Linked DNA regions of Mus musculus: region 2 is linked to region 1. A link is a contact called in ENCODE Hi-C or POLR2A ChIA-PET data. All regions are on one chromosome and are shown on one strand. The core of a region is the stretch at or near the end of the contact, and the rest is flanking DNA. Distances in the headings are between cores, read along the strand shown. Region 1 holds the start of Zfp874b (zinc finger protein 874b). Region 2 holds the start of Zfp87 (zinc finger protein 87).

What was found. A loop is a pair of places that touch in the nucleus more often than their neighbours do. ChIA-PET counts read pairs that join two places held with the same protein, here RNA polymerase II (POLR2A).
Region 2: a loop to region 1 is called in a map of left cerebral cortex, with 5 times the contacts of the local background. The contact joins the promoter of Zfp87 here to the promoter of Zfp874b in region 1. A Hi-C loop is called at or near these places in 5 of 37 maps with a recorded cell type or tissue (adrenal gland, heart and left cerebral cortex). POLR2A ChIA-PET finds 5 or more read pairs at or near these places in 3 of 5 experiments (Patski and embryonic stem cell).

The regions. Positions count from the first base shown.
Region 1 is chr13:67,482,610-67,487,340 of GRCm38, reverse strand. Zfp874b (zinc finger protein 874b) reads left to right here and starts at 3,088. Exons shown (of 4, transcript NM_001076791.2): 1 at 3,088-3,200. The coding sequence starts at 3,195.
Region 2 is chr13:67,524,534-67,528,980 of GRCm38, reverse strand. It overlaps Zfp87 (zinc finger protein 87), which reads left to right and starts at 2,750. Exons shown (of 4, transcript NM_133228.3): 1 at 2,750-2,904. The coding sequence starts at 2,899.

The DNA.
Region 1 (4,731 bases), core at 1,839-4,338:
TTCTAACTATATGCATTTCATTGTGCTAGTCCTTTAGAGAACCTTACAGTAGTTGCTCTATAACCCTTTTTGCATTTTCAATTTAAAGTAATATCATCTAGCTTGAATACTTTGTGTGTTTGCACGATGAGAGACATAGATCTCATTTCACTCATTTTCCAGGGCATTGTTATGGAAAATATTTAAAAAGTCAATCGCCATCTCTCCTGCCCTGCCGGTCCATGTTCCCACTCTAGTACCGGTACTGGCGGGCCACAACACTATGTCCTGGCAGGGTCCAGCTCTGCGCGTTCTCACCACTGAGCTACTCTCTCCCAGCTACTGAATTCATCTTCCACGCAACACCCCCACATTCCCACGATCAGCCATCTCAACACCGTTACCCAGTAGAAACAAGACTCTTAAGCTTAATTATCCAATCAGATTTATATAACAATAAGATCACAATTTACAAGATGCCAATACAATAATTTCAGAGCCAATTGATAAAGCTTTAACCCAATTATTCTAACCTTGTGACAATCTTAGCTACTTGTTGCTGTTTAAAACCACGTGGGATCAGGATCATCTTCCTGTTCACCTGCTTCCTTGTTGCCTTCTCCCCTTCTCCCTTCCCCTTACCTCTTTTATCTCTCCCTGTTCCCCAAACTCCTAGCTCCGCCTCCCTTTTCCTGTCCAATCACAGGCCTGTCAGTGCCCTAATGTGATTGGACAGAGAAAATCCTGCAACAGGGCATATCCAGTTTTGACAACAATATTTGTTGAAAAAAAACCTATCAGGTCCAGTCCTGGTTTTTATACTTTTTGTCAAAAATAGCATGTCCATTGCATTAGCATTTATCCTTGGGTCTTGTTTTACAATGCATTGTCTGTACTTTTTAAAAATCTTAATGTTTTATTAATTTCAAGCAGTCCTCATTATAGCTTTGTAGTAGAATTTGAGGTCAGCTAAGATTATATATATATATATATATATATATATATATATATATATATATATATATATATATATATATATATATTTTTTTTTTTTTTTTTGAGACAGGGTTTCTCTGTATAGCCCTACCTGTCCTGGAGCTCACTCTAGACCAGACTGGCCTCGAACTCAGAAATCTACCTGCCTCTGCCTCCCAAGTGCTGGGATTAAAGGCATGTGCCACCACTGCCCGGCTAAGATATATCTCAAATGTCATTTCTCTGTCGTTGCTTTTTTAATCTCTGTTCTTTTATGTGTCATTGTATTTTTTTCCCTAGTTCTATGATGACTAATATTATGGAAAGTCAGAAACAAGAGTGAGGCTGTTGAACAGTGTATTTATGGGTATTAATTAAACAATGTATAAAATACTTAGAGAAATTAAGATTGCAAACAAGATGGCCAGGGACAGGAAATGAACTATTATGGAAGCTTGCTGGCCATACATGCCGTAAAACATGGTTTTGAACACAAGAATACATGTAAATGTGAAAGATAAGTAGATGGCTGAGGAGTAAGCAAACGCAAATCAGATCCATATGAAGCAAAATCACTGAGTTCCACTTTGTGCTTCAGATTATTCAGAGAATCTTACAGACTTCTGTTCATCAGGTTCATGTAAAGGCCAAGTTCCAAAGTGAGGTACAGTAACTAAGAGAAATATTTCTGAGACTCACTAAAACTAACTTTCTTACATGTAACAGTAATCTTCAACTCCAATAGTCCCGTACAAAAACACATACAATCCAGTTATTATATTTATAAGCAATAAACCTAGATTGGCAGAACTATACTAACTTATCCCCAGCTAGGAGACCGTTGGTTATCTGCAGTTTCTCCTGGTCACGTGGTTCAGCTCCATCTTAGCTGCTGCTTCCTCCTCTCCTGTCATCTCTCCCTCCCCATCTCTCGCTCTCCAAGATCTCCTCTCTCACCTTTCCTCTCCACGGCCCAATCACAGGCTTTTGCTTTTATTGACCAGTAAATGGGGAGAAGATTCACAGGAGAGCACCTGAGTACTTGATCCACCACTCTCCCGGGGGCCACCCCTCTTGAGGATGCAGAATTAACATGAAAATTCAAACAACATCAGGACAACCCACAACACTTACATAAGCTAAAGGTTGAAAATATGGACAAAGGATCTGCGATGGATCTGGGCGATCTTTACTGATAAACAACAGAGAGGAGGACTTTAAAATTGTTCGATACTCCGGAGGCAGAGGCAGGCAGATTTCTGAGTTTGAGGCCAGCCTGGTCTACAAAGTGAGTTCCAGGACAGCCAGGTCTAAACAGAGAAACCCTGTCTCGAAAAATCTAAATAAATAAATAAAATTGTTCGATGATTTAGTCTGTTTCTCTTGACTAACCTCCGACACGAATGGATTCCAATATTCACATGAAAACGATTTCCTGCAGTGGCTTGTGATCTGTGTACGGCTTGTAGTTGATTTCTAGAAGAGCCATTGCACAGGGCATCCAGAGTGATGGCGCTTAAGCCTTGTGGTGATCTCCTGTAAATAATCCGTGATTGTTACCTAAAATCCATGGCATTGTCTTCTTTGGGAATATCAAAAGCTTAGCATAACCTCAGTTATAAAACAATCCTGGTAAACCCGACACATTGGCTGTCAGTCCATCAGAAGCTGATTCCCCGGCGGCTTTTGCTAAAGCTTATCACATCCTGGAGTGTCTCTATCTCTTACCATCTTGGTAACTCAGTACACTGACAAATATTCACACAGGGTGTCAATACAGGAGAACGCGGCTCACTTAAGTATGTGCAGTACTGGGTATTAAGCCAAAGCCTTGAGGCAGTTTCCTCAAATAGCTGTAAATTTCACCGGAAATGAAGAAATTAAGAACTTTGCCAAGAAAATCCTCTGCCCCTTTAAGCTGGACCACAGAAACTGAGGAATGCACTCGGCTCGTTAGAACTGGGCTCAGTTCGTGGCCTCCATGCTTCTTAACTAGGCGACACTAACTAGGTGACAGACATCAATGCAGAAATCCAGGACCATTTTGTAGTACAACTCACTCTCCTAAGACTCCTGCAACGCCATCGCACAGACTTGTGGGAAATGTAGTCTGTAGCACGGTGACGTCACAGATCGGTACTTTGGTAAACAAGAGTTCAGCTTTTGGTAAGCATGTGCGGCTCTTATCCAAAGCTGGGCCAGACTCTGGTCCTGCTGTGCTCTCCCGTTGGATCTCTGACATGGAGGTTGGTCCAGGGTTCAGTCACCCCAGGGTCTGTGCGGGGTGCATAGGTCCGGAGGGAACAGGGACCGGGTGGAATGGAAGCTGGGAGGAGCTGATTTGGAGGAGCTTTCTGGACAGGGCTGGTGAGAGGGCGCTGCGGGGGTTAGTGGGACTGACCTCTGTTTAGACCGACAGAATTCAAGGAATGGAGAAGCTTGTAAGTTCAAGGATTGCCTAGGCAATGTTGGCTGGGTGAAGGTCTTTGCCTGGTCATGGTGATTCTGGGCGTTCACTTTCCAGCTTTCTGGTGGAAGTATTAGCTGGGTCACTCTCACGTGGATGTTACTGGATCGCTCAGTATGTTTAGATAAGAGGAGATCTGGTCCTTTCTGTACTTTATGGCTGTCTGTTACGGAGTTCAGGACCACTGAGAAAGATCACCAAATAAAACTAGGAATTAAAAGGTAAAAAACAAACCAACGAAACAAAACTGCTTTATTTAGAGCCACAATCTCCTTTGCCAGTTTGAGAACTGCTGCAAAAGGGTAGACAGGGGTTGGAATTCTTTAAGTCACAAAACACAGTTGTCTCAACTTGGGATGGTCTGCTTCATAAGGCATTATATTTTTTGTTTGTTTTCTGAGCAAGCACAGCTAAGAGAGATTAAAAAAAGCAGAATGCATGTCCGGTTACTATTGTTTGCTGTTTGTTTTTGTTGCTGTGTTGTACAACGCTCAGTTGGAAATGGAGCTAGTCTTTAATTCATCGCACATGCAGTTATTCTTGTCTTGCTTTGAGGTGACAGAACTTGCTAGGTTCCAGGGTCAGAGTCCTGAAGGGAGCATTGGTGTACGTGATATTTATCCCACTTTCTTTGAAATGAATTGTGGATTTAAAGAAGATTCACTTGGAATAGGAATCCCTCATGGAGGCTGTTCAGTTCCTCACTTGAAAGTAGCTTGACACCCATGTTTGCTAAAAGGATATTGAGCTGTTTCTCTTTTTTTTTTTTTTTTTTTTTTTGGTTTTTTCGAGACAGGGTTTCTCTGTATAGCCCTGGCTGTCCTGGAGCTCACTTTGTAGACCAGGCTGGCCTCGAACTCAGAAATCCGCCTGCCTCTGCCTCCCGAGTGCTGGGATTAAAGCCGTGCGCCACCACGCCCGGCTTGAGCTGTTTCTCAATGGAGGATTAATTAAAATCTTCCTAAGAAAGACAGATTTTAAAAAATTGCCTCCAGGGTTAGGAACCTTAGAGGTTGTAAAGCATGGGATTGTAAAATCTGTCACAAGGTGTTAACAAAGGACACCAGAGGTGCCCTCACTGTAAGATTGCACACACACTGCCTGTTTCAGTTCCTGACCCTTGGTCAAACTCTTTCGTAAATGTACAGTTCAGATTTGTGGATTTTGTGAATGAGCTGTCTGTCCTGACTGACAAACCTGTTGAACCAAACATCTGTATTTACAATAAATTCTCTGGGCTTTCAGATATTGTGGCTTCTCTGTTCTCTCCTATCTGAGAGACTGGAAGTCTGGCCCTGCTGTGAAAATTT
Region 2 (4,447 bases), core at 1,501-4,000, 42 kb before region 1:
AGTGCGGCGGGTGGCTCTTCAAGGTCTCTAAGTGTTACAGCTCTTGGAACAAAAGACTCAGACAAAGGAATAGTTCTCGTGTACCTTTAATTCTCTGCATGGGTTTACATACAGTTCTGGGGGTGATTCAGGGTTTGACAGCACGTACCTCTCATTGGCTTGGACTGAGAGTTTGGGGGAAACCTTATTTACATGTGGGAAGGCTTGGTGCTGTTCCTGCGTGGCTGATAGCCATGCCTCCCCTGTGGGGGCTGTGCGGGCAGTAACTTTAACAGGAACCAGGGGTCCAGGAGACATGGTCGAACCCTACCGTCCCATGTAGGTGGGAATTACCACCCATCGGGTTCTCCGGAGAAACCAGGCTATGTGTGCGTAGCCTGTTGCCCCCACATCTACTTTTAACTTTGCTGCCCCGTTTCCTCCTGTGAAGCCCATTGGTCTTTGCTGCCCAACATGATTCTGGGCAGCCCTTCCAGAGGCCACTTTCCCTTTTCTCCTACATTTCGGATGATCTTCAGGCTGTAGCTCTAAATCTGTTCCTTCTGTCTTCCTGGGGTCTTAGTGATTCTGCCCCATTCCTCTCGGCATCCTACCCACAGAATTCTAAGTGTCCCGCCCTGTGCCCAGCCATTGGCCATTGACATCTTTGATAGATCAAAAACCAGCTGGGGACAAGGACCCTCAGCATCTGGACACGCAGATTCAAAGCTTTAGAACCAATGTCCAACAGTGCGCAGGATGAATTTGAGTGCTTGTGTGGCACTTCCTTTTGAACCCGAAGTTTCACTCCTAAAAGGAGGCTCATTAAGACTCAGGAAATGAGCAAGCGCTGATAGGCATCTTGAATTACGAGATATTTACAAAATCCACAGGTCTGCCCCGCCCAGGTTATACATGAGGTAAAGAGTATAGGTGAGGAGTCTCCCTCCCCTGTGGAGCTGCCTGCAAGTCAGTGCTGCAGAGATGCAGCTATCCTGAGTTCTTTCCTAAGATCAGTAGGTGTCTTCCTGCTGCTGTTATCTTTCATTCATCATGTTCAAACTACAGAAAAGGCCATTTGAAATTCTAGGTAATTATTGAAAGAATGGCTCTAAACGGGGAACCCTAATTCTCCATATTGAGGCAACAGGAAAGGTGCCCTAAGCCTAGACCCCCGTCCATGAAAGACTCTATTCTTCCAAAAGTGTGAATTCATCTGAAAGGAGAAAGTCCAGTGGGAAAATAGCATTTAAGGAGAGCTTGACCTCTGTTTACTTTTTTTTCCCCATGGTCTCCCTTGAGCTTGTTATTTCTCTAAGGTCTCAAGGACAGGCACCTGGAGTTCTGCAGTTCCTCAGCAGGAGTGTTGGTTTTTAGAGACACAAAGGCAGGGAGGATGTCTCCTCAGAATGTCCTCATTAAGGGGGAGTTTTATGGGTAGTGCCATTCTAATGCTAGAGGTGGGGGGAGGGAGTTTCAGGCTGCTGCAGGAGGACACAGCACAGAAACCAGCTGTCTGTGTAGCATACTTGTCTAGGGCTAGAGGGAAGATGGGAGCTTCTGGCCAGGGGGGTGGGGGGTGGGAGCAAAAAATGCAGAGACAAACTGTGCACAACACTAAAGTATCTCTCTAGTATCAGCAATTCGGAGGTTACAACACATGCTTAATCACTGCAAGGAGAACTAAGTAGGAAAAGAGAAGTTGAGTTCTCCACAGTGATAAAAATACCATGGATAGTGGTAGCACATGCCTTTAATCCCCGCACTTGGGAAGCAGAATCAGGGGGATCTTTGAGTCCAATGCAAGCCTGGTCTACAGAGCAAGATACCCCATGCCTAATGCAGAGAGAAATTCTACAATGGATGATGGACCAGAAGTCCGTACAATGCTAAGAACTGTGCCCTCCTTGGGAGAGAAGCAGAAGAGATACTCACAGGCTCAGAGACCACCTGCTGTTAAACACTTCTCTGTTTGTGGTGAACCAGGGAGACGTGGGTGATGTTCTGGTATAGTTCTCATAAAATTAAAGTTCTTATGCAGATTAATGAATGAAAGTGTAAGCAAGGGACAAATGGAGAGATCAAGGATCCACCAATGGATTCTGGAAAGTCTTCACATGTAAATGTGAGGGTAGTACTTATAACCTCGTTCAGAGATTTTTTTTTTTTAACGTCTATGTCTCTGACCTACCTCCTTCACTGTATGGATTCCAGTGCTCACAGGAAAGTGTTTTTGTTTGTTTTCCCAGCTGTGGAGTCTAATGCATGTATGCTCACAGGCTTGTCAGCACACATGGAAAAATGGAGTATGTACAAGTTGAGCATTAAATTAAGTCTTCCTTCATTCTAGGCACGTAGTCTACCCCCTTTGCTAGTTTTGTACTTTGTATTTTGAGACAAGGTCTCTGTAAAGTGCCTAGAACGCTTTGGATTTGTAATCCTTTCATTTTAAACACCGAAGTTGATGTCAAAAAGCATCTCTAAGTAATAGCACTCACTCCACTTTAGCCTCTTGTTTCCTTATTTTAAAGTACAATTAAATGATTGTCAACTTTTGGTGCAGGTTCCAATTTTATAATTAGTAGACGAGTTTTTAAACTACAGTTTGACCAGATACAACTAATAACCCCTCCTATCAAAGCCTCAACGGATGTTCTAGCACGTCCGTTTTACAACCGGAACTTTTAAAGCAGCCTGACTGTGGGCTTTTGTCCCAGTGCTGACACCTCTCCTTTCTTTCCACCCTCCTCCGCTGTCAGTAGGGAGAACACAGAACTCTGGGAAATGTAGTCGTGCCCTCTGTGACGTCACAAGCAGCCGCTCTGCGAACCGCACTTCCGCATCCCGTCTGCAGACGTTTGTCTTCCCCTAAGTTAGCGGTGCTGTGTCCTGCTCCTCGCTCTCGATCGGATCTCTGACATGGAGGTTGGTCCAGGGAGCAGTGCAGCCTGAGGGAATGTGCAGGGGAGTGGTCCAGCTTGGAGGGAGCGGAGCCGAGGTGGACCAGAGGCAGGGAGAAGCCGAGTTGGTGATGCTGTGCTGCTGACCTAAGCTGGGCCAACTGAGCCTGGATGCAAATCTGGGTGGGGAGAGCAGTATGGGGGTGGCGCTGTGAGTGAAAGCTTTGTTAGGACGCGGCTGTATACGCTTCTGGGGTGGGAGAGCTGGCTCTGTAGCACAGAAATGTGGAATGGTGGAAGGTTCAGTATTGCCCCCCCGCAGGGTGGGCCGGCCCTCTCCTTGCGCCAGAGGTGTAAATGGGAGCCCACATTCCTGCTTGCCTTAGGAAGTCTGTTGGCTGTGATCACTTGGCCACTTGACTGTGGTCAGATTTCTCAGAACTTCTAGATCGAGTGGAGATCTGGCACCTCCTATTTATGGCCAGCCTAATATTCTTGGTTTGAGTTAATAGCTGCTCCTCGTTTCCAGGGACAGAGTTCTGCTAAGGAGGTTGGTGTATAGGATGTTAGTACCATTCTCTTTGGAATAAATTGTTAGGTTTTTTTTGGTGTGTTGTTTTGAATGAGAATATTTCATGGCCACCTCCGTGATCTATATCTTCACACTTAACACTCACATGTAGAGACAGTCTAATGTTCTAAAGGAGAAGGCTTATTCAGGATATTATTGATCCTACATTGTAGAGTAAAATACTAGAAAATACCGTATCCACTTATGTCAGAGATTGTGTAATGTCAGAAGCTTGGACTCCTTTTCTGAAACAAATGAGGGGGTGATGGGAGCAGAGAGATGGCCTGGAGATTATTAGTGACTTCGGGGAAAGGACTTGAGTGTCCCTGGGGAGGAGAAGTGACCTTGAATACCTAACAGTGTTTACGTTGCTCTTCAATTGTGAGCTTCTCTTCTATCTCTGGACACTGCACATCTAAACCTCCCTTAACAACTACTCTATCACTGCCCCGACTGTGGCACTCAGGTTCCCTGTTGCTCCCTGAACATTTGCCAGTTTATCCACGTCAGAAAGATTGAAAGGTGAATTTGAAGAGCTTTTGCTCAGTTAGGGTCCCTTGCCCATAATAGACTCCTTGGCCTGTCTCTTGTATAGTTTTGTAGTTCACAACACTTTAAGTCAAATCAAGTGTTTGTGTGGCATTAAAGCCTATTATTCATAAGGAACATGGGTTTTAAGCCACCTTCAGTATGAATATTTCTGTGGACTATGTAACTGTTATGTAAAAGACAGAGACTTCCTAGTTAATGTCACTGGCCTACAGGACAAGAACAGCATTGTGTTTTCCATTATCTAAAGTGGGAAGAGTACACTACCTTGTGAACCAAAAGTGGTTTCCTAAGAAGTAGGCATGAAGCAGAGGCATGCTGTCCTGTAACTTACAGACCTTTCCAGTATATATACTTTAAACACACCTGTGATTGAAAGAAACCAAACCAAACCAAAACTGAAGCCTCTTCTTGGAGCATCCTTGTTATCTCTGCATTGTGAAGTGAA